Linked DNA regions of Homo sapiens: region 2 is linked to region 1. The links are chromatin loops, found by intact Hi-C in ENCODE. Cell type or tissue: tibial artery. All regions are shown on one strand. Each heading gives the region's core, and the rest is flanking DNA. Links, peaks and the distances in the headings are about the cores only. Region 1 has its middle 8.4 kb from the start of CRYGN. Region 2 has its middle 34 kb from the start of NUB1.

Region 1 (5,372 bases), core at 101-5,100:
TCCCTGGAACCTGTGACTGTGGCAGAAGAGACTTTACAATCATTTCAAACAAGCAAAGACTGAGAGTGTTTACCACACAGAGGCTACTACTAAATGAGTAACTGAAAGACATACTTCAACATGAAGAGGAGAGAAACCCAGGTGGAGGGTACAGGATCTCAGAGACAATAGTGCAGTTAGTGATAAGATGTATTGGTAAGTTTATTAACTAGTTACAGTCTTTCAAATGTGTTCTTGCAAAAAGGAAAATTAAAACTATGGATTGTAATATCAACTTGGCGGGAGAGAGCTCTTCTTTGCTTCAAGAGTAAAAGAAATATCGGAGAACTATACTTTCTTTTTTTTTTTTTTTAGATGGAGTCTATCTCTGGGATTTCAGCTGTGAGTCCCTGCGCCTGGCTTTCTTGTCCTTTTTAGATGACCGCTTTGCTTATCTCTCTGAACACCCCAAATTCTTGTCTTAAAGTCTTGTCAGATTGTGCTATAAATGTGTTCACTTTTTTTTTTGACGGAGTCTCACTCTGTCGCCCAGGCTAGAGTGCAGTGGCACAATCTTGGCTCACTGCAACCTCTGCCTCCCGGGTTCAAGCGATTCTTCTGCCTCAGTCTCCCAAGTAGCTGGGATTACAAGCGCACGCCACCACACCCGACTAATTTTTTATACTTTTTGGTAGAGACAGGGTTTCCCCATGTTGGCCAGGCTGGTCTCGAACTCCTGACCTCAGGTGATCTGCCTGCCTCAGCCTCCCAAAGTTCTGAGATTACTGTATTCAATCATTTTAAGTGTAAACTTTGATGAGTTTTGACAAACGTATCCACCTGTGTGCCTACCACCACAATCAAAATATAGAACTTTCTATCACCCCAAAAAATTCCCTTGTGCTGTGTCTGAAAATCACCATCTCTGCCACCACCAGCTTTGGACCAGGAGGCCGCTGGTGTGCTGTCTGGCACCAAAGAGCCCTGTATCTTGTCCAGAGTCTCATACACACAGAGCCACCCAGCGTGCAGGCTTCTGCGTCTGGCTTCCTAGGCTCAGCGGATGTTTCTGGGATTTATTCATGCCATTGCGTGTATCGAGGGTTTGTTCCTTTTTACTGCTGAGTGGCATTCAGTTGTATGGATGAACTACGATGTAGTTATCATTCGACCATTGGTGGATGCCTGGACTGCGTCCAGGCTGGGGTTGTGATGAATAAAGCTGCTATAACATGTGCAAAGCTGGGGGTCTATGTTTTTACTTCTGTTAGGTAAACACCAAGAGTGGAATTGTCAGTTAACATGGTAAGCGTATCTTGACTTTATAAAAAACTAAAGTAACTGTACCATTTCACACACCCCCCAGCAGTGAGTGAGAGTCCCACTTGCTCAGCACCCTCAGCGACACTTGTGATGTCTCATTGTGCTTTTAATTTGCACTTTGATGGGTAGCTTTTAAAGGATGAGCATATTTTCAGCCTTTGAGTCATTCGATCAGGATGTGTTGATGACTTAGGTGAGGAAGAAGGAAGTGAAGTGAGATCTAAAATAAGAACATGAGGCCAGGCACGGTGGCTCACACCTGTAATCCCAGCACTTTGGGAGGCTGAGGGGGGGCGAATCACGATGTCAGGTGTTCGAGACCAGCCTGGGCAACATGGTGAAACCCCGTCCCTACTAATAACACAAAAATTAGCCGGGTGTGGTGGCTCACACCTGTAGTCCTAGCTACTCGGGAGCCTGAGGCAGGAGAATTGCTTGAACCCAGGAGGCAGTGAGCTGAAATCGCGCCACTGCACTCCAGCCTGGGCAACAGAGTGAGACTCTGTTTCAAATAAAATAAAATAAAGTAAGAATATGAATAGATAAAGCTGGTGTGCTTTTAGAACTGCACAAAGGTGAGGAAACGTGTGCGTTATAATTCTCTGTAGAGGTTAAGGGCACCAATTCTGGATTCGAATCCCAGCTTCACTGCCTGCTTGCTGTGTGACCCTGTGACCTTGTGCAAGCTACTCATGCAGGCTGGGCCTCACTCCCCACAACTCTAAGATGGGGATCATGACAGAACCCACCTCCTAGGATTGTTGAGAGAATTAAATGACTTAATATATGTTAAGCTTTAGTTGGTGCTGGCTATAAGTAAGCACTATGAGAATTCGAATTTATTATAATTCTAAGCAGATGTGGTGGCACCCGCCTGTAGTCCCGACTACTCGGGAGGCTGAGGCAGGAGGATCGCTTCAGTCCAGAAATTCAAGACCAGCCTGGGCAACATAGGGAGAGCCCATCTCTAAACAAATATAACGGCAATAATAATTCTAATTCTAAATCCTCCCGCGGCCGCCCTGGGGCGTGTGGTGATTGTGCCCACCACGAGGGGTCAGGCTTCAGCAACTTTCATTTACCCGAACCTCGCTGGCTTTCAGGGTGGGAGACCCGGGGACTGTCTTCTGGGGCGCAGACGTCCCGCCTTTCCTTCCCCGCCCGAATCCGATGACCCCCGGAGCACTGCAGCCCCCTCCCTGACGCCGGCTGGAAACGGGGCGCAGCCAGGGGGCCCGGGCTGGCGGGGCGACCCCTGCAGAGGCCCAGGCCCAGCTCACTTGCAGACGGGCTCACTTGCAGACGGGCTCACTCGCAGACGGGCTCCCTCGGAAGGGCAGGGACTCAGCCTAACCGGGCTCTTTACACCCCCTTCCTTGCTGCCTGCCGGCGGCCACGACGCCAGGGCACAAGCTGGGTCCCCAGCAGGGGGCGAGGCTCCTGGAACCGCCCCGCACCCCCGCCGAGCTCCGCTGGGGCCCTCGGCCGGCGCTGCAGCCTGGCGGTGCTGGCCTTCGCGCATTTATTCCCTTACTCATTCACGCACTCATCAGTGTCCTCCGGGGCTGACCCGGCGCAGGAGGCGGAGAGAGGAACCCGCAGCCCGGTGCGGAAGCGCGGAGCCCAGGCGGGAGCTGCAGGCCTGGCGACCACGAACTGCGCTTCGCTAGCGGAGCGTTGGGCAGAGCGGGCATCGCTGCCCCATGCAGCCCTGGACCGCGGACGGAGTCTAGTCTCCCCGCTCTCGCCCACGCCTGAGCTTTGGTATGCAAAGTGTTTCCAACTTTTTGTTCGTTTATAAATATCTTTAATAAATATATATATTGAGACGGAGTCTCGCTTTGTCGTCGCCCAGGCTGGAGTGCAGTGGCGCGATCTGCAACCTCCGCAGCTCACTGCAACCTCTGCCTCCCGGGTTCAAGCGATTCTCCTGCCTCAGCCTTCCGAGTAGCTGCCACTACAGGTGACTGCCCCCACGCCCAGCTAATTTTTGTATTTTTAGTAGAGACGGGGTTTCATCATGTTGGCCAGGCTGGTTTCAAACTCCTGACCTCAGGTGATCCGCCCGCCTCGGCCTCTCAAAGTGCTGGGATTACAGGCGTGAGCCACCTCACCCGGTCTCTCTCTCTCTCATGTATATGTATGTGTGTGTGTATATATATATATATATAATTTAAGTAGAGACAAGGTCTTACCGTGTTTCCCAAGCTGGTCTCGAACTCCTGGGCTCAAGCAATCCTCCTGCCTCGGCCTCCCAAAGTGCTAGGATTACAGGTGTGAGCCAGCGCGCCCAGCCCGTTTGTAAACATCTTTTGAGCGCCTCCTCCTTGGTGTCCACAGCTCTAGCGCTGAGCGCCTCGCCCACACAGATGCGATGGTACCCGCTGGCGAGAGAGGTTGGGGAGTGGGGCTGGGGGGAGGCGCGGGCAGCGAGACCAGGTCCTTGAGCCCTGGGAAGCTCAGCTCAGGTGTTGGGACCGCACCCCAGGATGGGTGCAACATCTCAGGAGGCCTGATCTCAGGGTCCTGCGTGTCCTGGTCCCTGCTTCACTTGAAGGGCCATGGGAAGCCATTGAGCAATTTTAGGTAGGATCACATTATAGGTTTTAAGTGAGTATTCACATTAGAGCACCTAGGAGCCCCCCATTTGTAATGTCTTGTCTTTTTTTTTTTTTTTTTTTTTTTTTTTTTTTTGAGACAGGATCTTTCTCTGTTGCCCAGGCTGTACTGCAGTGGTGCAATCTTGGCTCACTGCGGCCTCGACCTCCTGGGCTCAAGCAATCATCCCACCTCAGCCTCCCTAGTAGCTGGGACCACAGGCATGTGCCACCATGCCCGGCTAATTTTTTAATTTTTTTGTAGAGACAGGATCTTGCGTTGTTGCCCAGGCTGATTTCAAACTCCTGGGCTCAAGCAATCTTTCCTCCTTGGCCTCCCAAAGCACTGGGATTACAGGCATGAACCACCTTGCCTGGCCTGTAATGTCTTATTTCTTAAACTGGAAGGTAGATTTGCTGCCTGAAATGACTCATAATATATATATAGGGAAAGGAGCCGCTCTTGCTGTGGGTGGAGAACGGTCTGGAGGAGCCCAGAGCAGACAGACTGGGATGCTGAGAGGCTCCTGCAGCAGTTCCACTGGTACTGACAGTGGCTGGAGCTGGGAGTGGGCATGGAGAAGGAAGTGGGGAAGGGGGCAGAACCTGGGGGTCTCACACAGTGGTGTCACATACAGCCTCAATTTGGAGGGGAGTCCTGAGTCCTGTCTCTCAAACGCTACCCAGGATGGCCTCTCCCAAGCCCCAGGACCACTCTGCTCCCAAGAGCATTAGGATGACGCTGGAGGCAGGGGGCTACTGGGAAAGTGCCTCCCCTCAGCCTGTCACACACACCCAGAGCTCCAGAGTGAAGGGCTGGAAGGGCCTCATTGCCCACTCACATGACTTTGTATTGAATTAGGGCAGGTTTGGGAGTAGCAACAAACTGGGAAAAGTCTAAAATGAACCCACACAACAAGGAATAGACAACAGCAAAGGAACAGATAGCGGACTCACACACACACACACAGCAAAAGAATAGATAGCAAGTTAAAACACACACAGCCAGGCATGGTGCCTCATGCCTGTAATCCCAGCACTTTAGGAGGCCAAGGCAGGAGGATCCCTTGAGGCCAGGAACTCGGGACCAGCATGGGCAACATAGTGAGACCCCGTCTCTACAAAAAATTTTAAAAACCTAGCTGGGTGTGGGCGTGTGCCTTTAGTCCCAGCTACAAGGGAGGCTGAAGCAGGAGGATGCCTTAGCCCAGTTGTTTGGGGCTGCATTGAGCTATGATCGTGGCACTGCACTCTGGCCTGGGTGACAGAGTGAAACTCTGTCTCTAAAACAAAGAAACACTTGCACACACACAGGCACACACACATAATCAATAAGGAAAGACAGAAAAAAATGAGCAAAGCATATGAACAAGCAATTTACAAAAGATCCAATTCAAATGAACGCTATACATTTGAACTGATGTTGAGCAACTGGCCTTGGAACTACCAAGGGTAGATCTCATCTGTATGTCA
Region 2 (5,372 bases), core at 184-5,183, 140 kb after region 1:
AATCTGGGAAAATACCTGTCAAGTTTCATATATGAGTTTTAAGATTCCAGGGCATTTCATGGGTTTTGTGCTTAGTGGCTACTCTTAAAAACCCTTTGAATGCATGGCAGGGTGTCCTCTGTGACATGGTGCTCTACAAACACTGTTGCCTCAATGTCAGCATTTCATGTCAAATTGTAAAGAAGTTCCATCCTTTTCCTGTATGTTCTTAGGATTCACTCATTGGTTTATCAAAGAACCCAAAAGCTTATTCATTGTTTCTATTCAAAATGTATCATTTCTCCTGAATCAATTGCTGCTTTTTATGTGATTGGAAAGGGTTTTGTTACAATTTGCTTCTCAATGTCCAAATAACCTCTATCAATTTTATCTGTCATCTTTATTACTTTTGTTCCAGATTTCATTAATTTCAAATTGATGACAAAAGAAGGTATCTTGTACAACCAAATCTAGAGTCTACAGTTTCTCACTGGTTTTATTACAATGTTGCAAAACAATTTTTTAACATTGTAGCTAAAAGGTGGTATTCAAGTTTTATCAAATATACCATTCCCATCAAAAAAGAAGCCTGGGCAATATAGTGAGACTCTGTCTCTACAAAATAAATAAATAAATAAATAAATAAATAAATAAATAAATAAATAAATTAAATTAGCCAGACATGGTGGTGCATGCCTGTAGTCCCAGCTACTAGGGAGGCTGAGGTGGGAGGATCACTTGAGTCCGGGAAGTCGAGGTTGCAGTGAGATATGATCATGCCACTGCACTCCAGCCTGGGTGACAGAGTGAGACCCTGCCTCAAAATAATAAAAAAAGAAAAGATGTGCCCTGTCTACTCTGCTGAAGGGATATGCAGTTGGCACTTCCAACACGGTCTGCTACAGACAAGTCAGAACTTATGATGGTTTTTCAGTTTTTCTGGGCTACACGGAACTTCCTTGGCACTCACTAAGGCTTCCAACACCGGAAGTTCTTCATCTATCATCACATATCTTCAGTCTTCATGGATCTAGGGAAACCCTCTTACCAGGCATAAATCACCTCCCACTGTACAAGCAGGAAATGCCAGACACTCACTCTTTTAGCCTCCCTGGCTGTGGCAGGACCCACACATGTCAAAGCTCCATCTGTGAGTTGCACCCTCCCAGACCACAGGCCAGATGCTAGTGGCCAAAGGAGGTGGGGACTCCACAGACTTGCTTGGTTATGATGTAGCTTTGAGGTTTCCAGAGGCTGCTGCAGGGCCAGTTCCAGCCCCCTCGAACAATAAAGGAGGTGGCTGCTGAGGCTAGATCACAAAACAGGGACAGTGGCCTGAGGAACGTGGCTGCTGCCCACGATTGGCAAGGAGGTGGGAGGGAGCTTCGGAGACACGGCCCCTCTCCTTTCACCCTGAGCACCCGCTGGGCCAGCCCTGAGACACAGAGCAGACCAGAGCGCTGGGAATGAACCTGGGGTAGGGTGGGGTGGGGAGAAAGGAGAATAACCAGCCCCTCAGGGCTTGGAATTGAGAAGTGTGAAACCACGTGCAAAAGCTTCCCTGGATGACCCAGATGAGGGATATTGATCCAGGAAGGTCTTAGCAGCAGATGGGGAATTGCACGCTGGCGGGCAGTCCTGGAAGCGGGTGCAGAGGGACCCATTCCTGCAGGTCATTCCTCTCAGCACATGGACACGGGCAGTTCCCACAGATGCCAGCAAGCCACCGCCTGCAGGCAGGATGGGAGGGCGCCCACCCTTGGGGTGCTTTCTGGCTGTACCCTGATGATGGCTGCAGCCACACATCTCAGAGTGCGGTTCATGGAATACTAAAAAATGTAAATGCTGCAATCAGGGCTCTGAAAATAATGTTGCTGGAATTATTGAGGGAAATTTACAAATTAAATAGCCTAAAAGGCTGCAAATGAAAATGACATTAAATTGGCAAGGACTTGTGGAGCACAAGAATTATTTGTCTTTCCTTAAATAAGAAAGTGGTCAGAGACTGGGTCACAGAGCCAAAGCAGGATGGAGGGACCCCTGCCTCATAATGGAACTAGATAGAGGCCCAGTCCTCCGCGACCCTGGCCAGGGCGCTCTCTTCCACCAGCTGTTCCCCTTGCTGAGGCACATGGGTTGGGGAGGCTGCTGAGTGCTTGGGTCCCACATGCAGTCCATGGGGCACAGGACCCATGACCCCAGTCTCACTGATGTTGCTCCCTGGCAGCTGGGCTGCAAACATCCACAGCAGGCCGGGAGACAGACAGACCAGCCTGGCAAGCAGGAGGCGGAAACCAGGCAGTGTTTTGGGCCATACATTGGTTTCCTGGGGCTTCCTACTGGCTTGAACAAAAGAGATGTATGGTCTCCTGGTTCTGGAGGCCAGAAGTTGGAGACCATAGTGTCGGCAGGGCTAGTCCCCCTCTGAGGGCACTAGGGAAGGCTCGGTCCCAGGCCTCCCTCCCAGCTTCCAGAGGCTTCACTCACTCAATCTGCACATGGCATGGCGTTCTCCCTGTGTGCCTGTCTGTCTCTGTGTCCAAATTTCCCTTCTTTAAAAGGGCACAGCCATATTGGATTAGCACAACTTATCTTAATCATCTACACAGATCCTGTTTCCAAATAAGGTCACACTCACAGATATGGGGGGTTAAGACTTTGGCATCTTTTGGGGGACACAACTTAACCCATAAGAGCCGGCTACTCTCCACAAGGGTATTTGGCCCATTCTGTGTATTAAGCACTGTGCCAGCCTCTGAGGGGAGGTGGGATGAATAAGATGAGGGCCCTGCCTCCACGGAGCTGACTCCAGCCTCAGAAGTGCTGCCAGCCTCACTTACCAGCAAACTTTATGCAAAACTGGAAGCCCAAGGCGTTTCTGAACAGAACCTGGCTCTGTGTCTCTCTGGGAGGCGTCTGCCCCCAGGGCTGCTCAGGGCCCTCAGGCAGGGGACAGTCCTGAGGACCCTGACCCAGAAAATACAGAACAGGGAGATGTGAACATTTGGAGAGCATGCGTAATGACCCTGAGCAATTCCATCTTCAACAGGAGCTCAAAATGCAGATCCTGAGTCAAACTGCAAATGGCAACCCCTCCCCTCTGGCCCACTGTCCCCTTTCCCACAACCGGACGCCCTGCGATGCCCCCGAGCTGAGTGCAGATGACCTGCAGATGAATGTCTTTGAGTGTTTATTCCTGAAAGGCTGCCCCTCCCCATGAGGACAAAGGGAGTGAGGGTCTAGAAACATGGGTTCTAAACCCAGCCCTGTCACCAATGAGCAGCGGGACCTTGGGCCAATCCCACCTCCCTCTGGCCTTTGCTCAGAAGTTGGGTGGCTCTAAGGTCCCTTCTGGTGCCATGATTCCGACTCTATGGGGAACACAGGGAGGGCTTGGTGAATCCCCACAAGGGGACCTATACAGCAGGACCCTCCACCCTTCAGTTCCCTGGAGGAAGCAGGATGTGTCCCTACCTTTACCTGCTTATTGGTCTTTCGATCTTTACCTGGTGGGCCTCAGCTGCTCAAGCCTCTTGGCTGTGATTGGGCTTAGGTGAATACAGTGAGGCCATTGTTTTCTCCATGGGATGTCTCAGATTAGGAGCAGAGGGTGGCTCAACCAGCCTTCACAATAGGGATACCTTCTGTACGTCAGCCCTTATCTTGAGTATTGGGCCAGCCCCATCACCTGACCCAGGGCACAGTCACCCACACACCTCGGGGGTCATTACAAGCTCAGTGTTTCCTGCCCCTGAGAGATTCCAGCCCTGCTGTCTGTCCATCTTTTACAAACCAGATGAAGTTTCATCTCCATGAAGCCTTCCTGGATACATTTTTTATATTTTTTTGGCAGGGTCTTGTTCTATCACCCGGGCTGCTGTAGTGCAGTGGTGTGATCTCAGCTCACTGCAACCTCCACCTCCCGGGCTCAAGTGATCTTCCCACCTCAGCCTCCCGAGTAGCTGGAATGGCAGATGCACACTAATTTTTTTTTTTTTTTTGTAGAGACAAGATTTCACCATGATGCCCAGGCTTGTCTCGAACTCCTGGGCTCAAGGGATCCGCCTGCCTTGACCTCCTCAAGTGTCGGGATTATAGGTGTGAGCCACTGCGCCCAGCACTCCTGAATGTATCTTGATGCAGCCAAACAGTATCAACTTCTCCTCCATCTCAGCCACAATACTTATTGCCTGGACTGTATATTGAAGTTCAAATCATATTCTATGTGATATTTAAACACAGCTTCAAACATACAAACCACAAAATGCCACCACCACGTGCCTTGCTGTGGGTGTCATTTCACTCACCGTGTTAAATGCTACCAGAGTTTTCAATCTGCAGACAGGATATTCAGTTCTGGGAAATTTTCATGTATGTTTACAAATAACTTCCTTCCTATTATATACTCGTTTTCCCAAAACTCCAACTTGGACATCCTGGATTTATCTTCTACTTCTAATTTCTCTCCTGAATTCTCAGAGTTGAAAGTTATGAAATACATATTGAAAGAATGCCCCAAATACTCTGTACAATGTAAAATTAGGCCCATTCAAAGCACACTGTCATGAACTCTGGGGATATTGAGGGCACAGAGAAGACTCTACAAGCTTCCAATCCTACATATAGATAGATGTAATAGGAAGGCTGAAGGATAAGAGTGGCCTCAGACTTCTCATCTACAACACTAGAAGGTAGCCATGCCTTCAACACTCTGAGGGGGCTGGGTGAAGTGGCTCATGCCTGTAATCCCAACACTTTGGGAGGCCAAGGTGGGAGGATCACTTGAAGCCAGGAGTTCAAGACTGGCTTGGGAAGCAAAGTAAGGCACCCAATCTCAAAAAAAAAAAAAAAAAAAAAAAAAGTTTAGAAAATTAGCCAGGTGTGCTGGTGCACACCTGTGGTCCCAGCTTCTTGGGAGGCTGAGGTGGGAGGACTGCTTGAGCCCAGGAGTTCAAGATTGCAAAGCTGTGAGCAACACTGCACTCCATCCTGGGCAACAGAGTGAGATCTTGTCTCTAAAATCAAAAACCAAAACTGAGGGAAACTGATACCCGGATAACAATTACATACCCAGCTAAGCTACCAAGCAAGTGTTACGGTAAAATAAAAACAGGGTCAGATATACAAGCTCTCAAAACTTTACCTCTCAAGCATCTTTTTTCAGGAAGCTATGGAAGGACGTACTCAATTAAAATGGGAGAATAAAGGAAGAAACAAGAAAAACGATCCAGGAACCAGGGTCGGCCAACCAAGAGGGAGGCAAGGGCCTCTCTGGGCTGCAGGGCAGAAGCCCCGGGAAAGAGTTCTTCAAAACACTGAAATGAACAGACTATCGGACAGGAATTTATCAAAAGGAGAGTTACACAGCTGGGGAAGAATTTGGTGATAAAATA

What was found. A loop is a pair of places that touch in the nucleus more often than their neighbours do. Peaks named below come from ENCODE experiments on the same cell type or tissue, not always from the same donor. Only the 100,000 strongest peaks of a DNase experiment are listed, where the experiment ranks them.
Region 2: it touches region 1 in a loop (5-fold over the local background); 51 of 110 quality-filtered maps call a loop at or near these places.

The regions. Positions count from the first base shown.
Region 1 is chr7:151,445,832-151,451,203 of GRCh38, reverse strand. No RefSeq gene overlaps it. Among named protein-coding and RNA genes, the nearest start is that of CRYGN, 8.4 kb to the right of the region's middle. RefSeq lists silencers at 2,247-2,541, 2,340-2,819 and an enhancer at 2,432-2,931. In tibial artery, for the core only: a CTCF peak has its summit at 2,385 (motif pointing right); DNase peaks (open chromatin) are centred at 983 and 2,361; H3K4me3 peaks cover 1,183 bases; H3K27ac peaks cover 849 bases.
Region 2 is chr7:151,305,290-151,310,661 of GRCh38, reverse strand. No RefSeq gene overlaps it. Among named protein-coding and RNA genes, the nearest start is that of NUB1, 34 kb to the left of the region's middle. In tibial artery, for the core only: no CTCF peak of the experiment used is centred there; no DNase peak of the experiment used is centred there; H3K27me3 peaks cover 2,121 bases.